Regions from separate parts of the Mus musculus genome. Here region 1 is linked to region 2. A link is a loop called in an ENCODE intact Hi-C map of the cell type or tissue named here. Cell type or tissue: gastrocnemius. All regions are shown on one strand.

Region 1 (4,000 bases), 87 kb before region 2:
GGCAAAAATCTGACCAATTCGGTCTCCGCACCCTTCTGTTTTCGGGCCTTTCGGCCGGGTCCACGCTTCTCCTTCTTCGTAGGATCCAACTTGCGCCCCATGATAACTAAAGCAAAGACAAACGAGGCAAAGCGACGTTGTGGATGCTGAAATGGGAACGCAGGCCGTAGGCTTAAGGATATTACCAGGGATGGGTACCGCCCGGCCCAGGACCACTACTCAGGACCCCGATGGCCCCCTCCAGGATCTCCCACAGGACCTCGTCACCACGCCCCTCTCGGAACCTTGCTCCGCGATCCTGCAGACGCACCTGAAGGCTCGGCTCGCCTAGACCTGGTTCCGGCTGACCCGGCACCTCCAGTCAAGGCCCGCTCCACGTGCACTGGGGGGAAGAACTCAGAGGTCGCACACCGCGAAAGTGAATCGCGCAAGCGCAAAAAGGGTCGTCACAACGCCCCGCCTCTTCCGGCCGCGGCACCGGAACACACGTGATCCAGGGACACGCCCCTCACCCGCGGTTCAGAGAGGGAAACGCGCGGCGCTGCGGTCAGCGTTTCTCTGCCCTCGGTTCGGAAGGTGGCTTCCGCCCGCTACTCCCGAGGCCGCACGCTCCTTCCACCTAGCACCGCAACTTGGCCCTCCCGCTGGCACCCTAATTGCCTTAGCCCGCAAGATCGCGGGGTCCCACGCCCCTCGCCCTCCTGTTCCCAAAGTTTTGTATTAGAGCCGCTTTCCTTAGAGGTAACCCTCCCCTCCGGACCCTTTCACATAGGAACACGCACTCGGCCGGCCTTCCTTCCAAGCAGGGAGACCGCTTAGCGGATAAACGCGCTTGTCTCCGAGCCTGCAGAACTGAGTCTTTGAGTCCAGGACCCACCCATCTAGTGGCATCGGGCACAAACTCCTACAAGCTGCTCTTTGACCTCCACGTGCACAGTGATGCTATGTACAAATTATATAAGAGAGTGGTAGTTCTCTATAATCTCAGCCCTCTGCAAGAAGCAGGTGAATCTCTTTAACTTGAGGGCAGCCTGGAATTCCTGGACCCAGGATTACACAAAGAAACCCTGTCTCAAAGAAAACCAGTAATAAGGGGCTGGAGAGATGGCTCAGCAGTCAAGAGCACTGACTGCTCTTCTAAGGGTCCCGAGTTCAAATCCCAGCAACCACATGGTGGCTCACAACCATCTGCAATGAGATCTGATGCACTCTTCTGGTGTGTCTGAAGTGTACTCATATATAATAATAAATAAATCTTCAAACAAAAAAAAAGTGATAACAATAAACCAAGGAAAAAATTTTAGGGTACGGTAACATCCTTAATTCCCCCACTTGAGAGGCAGGGGCAGGCAGTAGTTACTTAGACCCTCAAAAAATTTATACTTAAGGTAACACATCCTTAATTCCCCCACTTGAGAGGCAGGGGCAGGCAGTTGTTACTTAGACCCTCAAAAAATTTATACTTCTATAATTACATATTCACGCATATGTATTCCATGGTAGAACACTTGCCCAATGTCTTCACAACTGTACCAGGCAAGTGGCTACTTCCTGCAGGAGTGCTCTGCGAACAGTTTGCTAAAGATCAGAGCCTATAAACAATGGTCCAGAAGCCTCTTGTTCGCCAGAATGTCACCCTGTCAGGAGCACAGGCAGTCTTCCAGGATAAGCCAGTTCCTGGGGTACCTGGAACCCACACTCACCCACACAGAACCAGATCACTAAAATACAAGGAAACTTTTATTTTCAGTTCTCATCAAGAAATTTGCTGTGGTTTTTTATGCTTTTGGTTCTTTTTCTTTTTTTTTTTTTTTCCAACTTTATTTAGCTGCTCAGTGGCTGGAGCCGCTGGGTTCCTGGTATTAAAAAGATGCCAACAGAGGTAGCTGTGTCTCGCCCAGGGGCCCGGCCCACTCTGAATACCCCCCAAAAAGGAGAAAACACAAAGTAAACCAACAAAATAAAACCAAAAAGAGGAAGAAATTCAGATCATTTTCTTCGAGCCTGGCAGAATCCACAACAGTTTGTAACAGGCGCACGGTGGGGAGAAGCCAGGGTCCAGAAGGCAGCCAGCCCGCCAGCTCCTGCACATGGCGGGCGGGCGCTGCGCTACTGCTGCTTGTCTCTCCAGCAGGAAGGGCACCATTGCTTCTCCCTCCCTCCCTGCCCCACTGCGCAGGGCTGTTCCTTTACAACTCAGAAGATGGGCAGAAGGAAGGCAAGGGTCTCTCTGGCCCCCAGGGGCAGCCGGGACAAGAGAAAGTGAGGAAGGTCACTGCTGAGTGGTGGAGGTGGATATCACTCTGGGTCTTTCACTGCTGCTGGGCTACCTGCTGTGGGGGAGGTTCTGGCGCCCTGTTTGCCAGGCGGCTGAGAATGTTCCGCTCTGACATCTGTAACCTCACAGCGACTGGGGGGATGCGGGCAATGGTGGCTGGGAGCCGCGTCACATCAGCTTTCATGTCACTCAACAGTTCCTCCAGCTGTTTCAGGACTGCAGAGGGAAAAAGAAAGAAAGAGGCCGTGAGCTGTGGTAGTCAAGGGCACAGCTGTGGCCCACAGGGCTGGTTGTCACGCTGGCATACACAGGATACGCTCTTGACACTCGCTTTACCTGGCCTGCCCACCCAGCTATTCCTCCCATTCTAGTTGCAAGTGGCTCTGGTCTCACATGTTGTCCAGGATGGCCTGAGACTTGAGCTCAGGTCCTGCTGTGTCTCTTGAGTCCCTGTGACTCTAGGCATCGGCCATCCACAGCTGGCGGATTCTTGTTTTTAAGAGCCACCAAACTTTAGTTCATTATTCCTTCTCACTATTGTCTCCATTTTCTTTTTCTTTCTTTCTTTTTTTTTTTTTTTTTTTTTTTTTTTTATATAAAAGGTTGGCTTCAAACTTCCTATGCAGCCAAGCATGAGCACATCTCATCGTGCTCCCGCCTCCAAGTGCTCCCAAGTTGGGAGCACAGCAAATGCCCACAGAGTTTTTATTCTCAGCCTTGGGCTCCTCCACTTGAGAGGCTCAGTTCCTACCATCTCCTCTCTGCATCCACACCTTTTTATATCCCCAATGTCCCCGGCTACCTTTATGACACCCACCTTTTCATTTCACCCCCCCCCCATAAAGCTATGCTCAAAATCTCAATAGACTTAAGAGTTCAAAGAAAATCGCTGTCCTCGATTGCCTGCAAAGAAAATCCCCTCAGCTCACATCCTAAGGTTCCACACAGGCTCGGCAGACAGTTTGGAAATAAGCTGTTTATGGATGTTGGGGAGGGGAGAGTGGAGGGGGAGGTGGAAGGAGCAGGAGGCAGGGGAGCCACTGGCGACCTTTGTGTAGGACTGCATTGGCCGGCTTATTCCCTGCCATCGACTCCTTGGACAGGTGCTGGTGACTTTCTGCCAAACACTCCACCTCAGCGAAGCGGGTGTTAAGGGCCATAGACGGGTGAGAGGGGTCCTCGGACATGTTCAGGTAAGCTGCCCTGCGAAGCTGCTCCTCGATCACCAGGGCTTGTTCTAAGAGCTGCACACGGAGAAAGAAGACAGGGGTTGGACTGATGGCCACGTTCTCACTGACAGATTCATCTCTTCCTCCAGCTAGCAAGAATCTGTAAAGAAATGCCGGCCCCTCCACACTGTTCCTCACCCACGGACTTCAACAGGCCAGCACCTCCTACCCACTGGAGTCCACATTTCTCTCTCTCTCTCTCTCTCTTTTTTTTTTTTTTTTTTTTTTGTTTTTTGAGACAGAGTTTCTCTGTGTAGCCCTGGCTGTCCTGGAACTCACTTTGTAGACCAGGCTGGCCTTGAACTCAGAAATCTGCCTGCCTCTGTCTCCCAAGTGCTAGAATTAAAGGCATGTGCCACCACGCCCGGCTGGAGTCCACATTTTTAACACTGTATTTTATGTATGAGTATGCAGGACCTCTGGAAGAGGAACCAGTGTTCTTAACTACTGAGCATCTCTCCAGCCCTGGAGGTCCACACTTTTTAGATTCTCA
Region 2 (4,000 bases):
TTTAAAAAAAAAAAAAAAAAAAAAAAAAGACATGGCTTCACAGCCTAGCTTGCTAGGTCTTTGAACATGGCTACCTAGGATGGAACATAAGACATATCTATCCTTCAGTGGGTATGAGGACACCTTCAAAATGAACCTTACCTCCGGAGCAGAGCAGCCTGAGCTCTGCAGTGAAGCGCTCCTCAGGCGCCAGAGGGCAGGCACCTCAGGAGAGCCAACTCAGCCCCGAGTACAAGGACTGAAAAATCCAGCTGATTCTAACCGCCTATGAGTTATGACATCCAATGTGTCTATGAGTTGAGGAATACAGTAGAGCACTTCTGATGTTACCTGATGCATTTTGTTTTATTCCTTTCCCTTTTGTTGTTATTGGTTACTTTTATTTCTTTAGTTTTTTGGGGAAAAGGTCTCATGTAGCCAAGGCAGACCTCAAACTCTGGGTATGTGCCAGATGTACAAGGATGACCTCAGATTTTTTTCCCCCCAACAGGGTCCCACCATATAGCCCTTGCTGGCCTGAAACTCAATATGTACAACAGGCTGGCCTCGAACTCACCAAGATCTACCTGCCTATGCTACCATGCCCTGCCCTTTCTTTGTAATAGCTTCTTGGCAAAGTTGCCAGCAGCCATCCATGCAGGCGTATGTAGCCTCAAGTGCTGTGGATTTGGTGATAGCAAACACTGCAATGAGGCATACCTTGCGTTCACGCAAAAGCAAAAAACAAAACCAGGAGCAACGTCTAGGCTTCGTATCTTCTAGTCTTGAGGAAAGAGGTACAAAAACTGTAACACCCCTGAACCTTGTTTATTTTGTGCATAGTTTGTATGTGTGTGGATGAACGTGTACAATGGCCCACAGGTTGTGGTCACAGGACCAACTTCTGGGAGGTTCTCTCCTTCTACTGTGTGGGTCCTGGGGATCAAACTCAGGGCATCAGGCCTGGTAGCAAACACCTTTACCCACTGAACTGTTTCGCCAGCTCAGCATCACTGAATTCTTGAGGTATTATCTCAATCCTTCATTTGATATGGAAAAGTAGAAAAGGATGGCCATTATCTTCTTTTAAGGAGTCCATGAAAGTCAAGGTGGAGAGATGGCTCAGTGGTTAAGAACACTGGCTGTTTTCTTGCAGAGGACCTGGGTTTGGAGCCCAGTACCCACATGGTGGCTCACAACCATCTTTATAGCTCCAGTTCCAGGAGATCTGATACTGTCTTCTGGTCTCTGTGTACCAGGCACACACATGATACATAGATATACATATGGGCAGAACATTCATACATACATACATACGTGCATACACACCTCCCTCCCCCAAGTAAGTCACAGTTCACCAGATGGTACGGTAGCAGAAAGCAGGAAACCACACAGTGATCAAGAAAAGCCTATTATTCTGTACGTACCCTCTGTCCTTTGGTCTAGGTCCCTCATGAGCTGAAAGTTTCTCTGTAATTCAAACGGGAGGTTTTCAATACCTGGGAAGAGACAGAAATAGTTACTGCAGTACACCTAAGTTGTGGCAAGTGCTCTACCACTAAGCTAGACCTCAGCTTGCTGCGGCCATCTTTCTATTTAACCTTTTGTTTACTGTTTCTGCGATGCTGTGGATAGAACCCAGGGCTTTGCGTATGCTAGGCAAGCGTGCTGCCCCTGATCTACAACCCTAGCCGACTGAAGGCTCCTTTGAAAATGAAGTTCAGGCTGGAAACAAAAGGAAGAGGCAGGGGAATTATGACTCAAGTCAGGCTCGGCCACATAGGGAATCTGGAGCCACCTAGTTACATAAGATAATTGTTTTAAAAGACAAAACAAAGAATAGGAAAATAGACAAAAGTAAAGTTCAGGGGCTGCAGAGATGCTCGGCAGACAGGAGCACTGGCTGTTCTTCCAGAGTCCAGAGTTTGGTTCCCTGCACCCAGACTGAGTGGCTTACAAGTCCCTATAGCTCCAGCTCTGGGGATACAATGTTTCTGAGTTACAAGGGGACATGCATTCATGCATACACACACATACATACCCATTCCCATGATTGATGGATAGGTAATAAAAAATAATTAACTAAAATACTTTTCTAGGGCTGGTGAGATGGCTCAGTGGGTAAGAGCACCCGACTGCTCTTCCGAAGGTCTGGAGTTCAAATCCCAGCAACCACATGGTGGCTCACAACCATCTGTAACAAGATCTGACGCCCTCTTCTGGAGTGTCTGAAGACAGCTACAGTGTACTTACATATAATAAGTAATAATATATATATATATTCAAATATATATAATAAATAAATCTTTAAAAAAATACTTTTCTAAAGTGCAATTCAGTATTTTGAAAAAAAAAAGGGGGGCTGGAGAGATGGCTCAATGGTTAAGAGCACCGACTGCTCTTCCAAAGGTCCTGAGTTCAAATCCCAGCAACCACATGGTGGCTCACAGCCATCCCTAATGAGATCTGATGCCCTCTTCTGGTGCGTCTGAAGACAGCTACAGTGTACTTATGTATAATAATACAAAAAACTTAAAAAAAAATATATATGCATATATATATAAAATGGAGTGTGATTCAGTTTTCCCCTCATCTGAAACTGGAGTTTTTTCTTGCTTTTGTTTGTTTGTTTCTTTTTTTAAGTTTTTTTTTTTTTTTTTTTTTTTTGGACAGGGTCTCTGTAGGCCAGGCTGGCCTCAAACTTGCTTTGTAGCCAACGATGACCAACAATAAAATTCTGATTCTTGTCATGTGTTGGCTCCTAATAGTCCAGTGTTAATAGTCCTATGCCAGCTGTATACAGTGTTGGGGATCAAACCTCAGGGCCCTTGCATGCCAGGCAGTCATTCTACCAACTGAGCTCCATGCCCAGCCTGAAATGAGGGATTTATTTGTGACAGGATTCATTCACCCTTTCTCAAAAGGGGAAACCTCTTTTTCAGCTAGCCTCCTGTCTCTGCAAGCCTCCTAACCTCTTCTTATTTGGTGACCTTATTCTATAAACCAGCTTTCTCTCTTTTAGCTTCAACCTCCATCTTCTTTGCTCTCAACTTTAGCACTCATCATGCGTTCTGTAACCGTCCAGTAACTTAAGGCTGTGTTCCACACTTCCTATCTGGCTTAGCTCACTCAGCCTTGCCATCTTCTTGCTCTCTCTGATAACACACTGGCCTTCTAAGCGCCTCACACTTGTCAGCAACTTTCCAGGAGTCCTGGCTTCCTCATCCCACCCACACAGTACCTGCTTCCCCCACTCCACTTCTTCTCATTCTTCAAAGTGCAGTTTCAGAACCGGACTTTCCCAGACTCGGACAAATGCCTTACATAGACAGGCTGTCAAGATAGTCTAGCTAGAGCCGGGTTTGGTGGCGCATGCCTTTCATCCCAACACTCGGGAGGCAGAGGCAGGCGGTTTTCTGAGTTCGAGGCCAGCCTGGTCTACAAAGAGTTCCAGGACAGCCAGGCCTACACAGAGAAACCCTGTCTCGAAAAAAACCAAAATGAAAAAAAAACAAAAAAAAGAGATAGTCTAGCCAGTATTTTTAGTATTTATCCAACCATAACGAAATAACTAATAGTTACTTTGGGTATGTCTCCCTAACCTTCCAGGAGACACATGCCTGGATCAAATTTTAAATTCCCCTCATGTTTAGAAAGTGTCAAATAAATAATTGAATAAACGTATTATTAGTTAAGCTTCTCCACAAAAGCAAATTTTCTCTACAGAGCTTAACCTCACTCTCTCGCTCCCTGTGGTGGGGCAGACTGAACTTCAATCCCAGGGGCTGCCCCTTGTTAGGCAAGTGGTCTAGTGTCATCTCCTATATAAACATAAAGACAGGCTTTCATTATGTAGCCATGGCGGGCCGAGATCTCACCTTATAATACCAGGCTGGTCTCAAACTCAGAGATCTTTCCAAGTGCTGGGATTAAAGGTATGTGCTACCCAAACTTGTGTTTCTGTAAGTCGAACTCAAATGTAAAAAAATGTTTGTACTGAATATGGCTTGGTGCTTATAAT

The links. A loop is a pair of places that touch in the nucleus more often than their neighbours do. Peaks named below come from ENCODE experiments on the same cell type or tissue, not always from the same donor. Only the 100,000 strongest peaks of a DNase experiment are listed, where the experiment ranks them.
Region 1: it touches region 2 in a loop (3-fold over the local background); 1 of 42 quality-filtered maps calls a loop at or near these places.

Annotation. Positions count from the first base shown.
Region 1 is chr6:125,128,314-125,132,313 of GRCm38, reverse strand. It overlaps Chd4 (chromodomain helicase DNA binding protein 4), which reads right to left. Exons shown (of 39, transcript NM_001346610.1): 38 at 3,327-3,522; 39 at 1,723-2,494. The coding sequence ends at 2,313. It overlaps Nop2 (NOP2 nucleolar protein), which reads right to left and starts at 431. Exons shown (of 16, transcript NM_138747.2): 1 at 311-431; 2 at 1-106. The coding sequence starts at 101. In gastrocnemius, no CTCF peak of the experiment used is centred here; DNase peaks (open chromatin) are centred at 470, 2,151 and 2,349; H3K4me3 peaks cover 1,127 bases; H3K27ac peaks cover 1,159 bases.
Region 2 is chr6:125,041,432-125,045,431 of GRCm38, reverse strand. It overlaps Ing4 (inhibitor of growth family, member 4), which reads right to left. Exons shown (of 8, transcript NM_133345.2): 2 at 1,407-1,478. All of the region lies in intron 1 of 4930557K07Rik (RIKEN cDNA 4930557K07 gene), which reads left to right. Among named protein-coding and RNA genes, the nearest start is that of Ing4, 3.6 kb to the right of the region's middle. In gastrocnemius, a CTCF peak has its summit at 2,461 (motif pointing left); no DNase peak of the experiment used is centred here.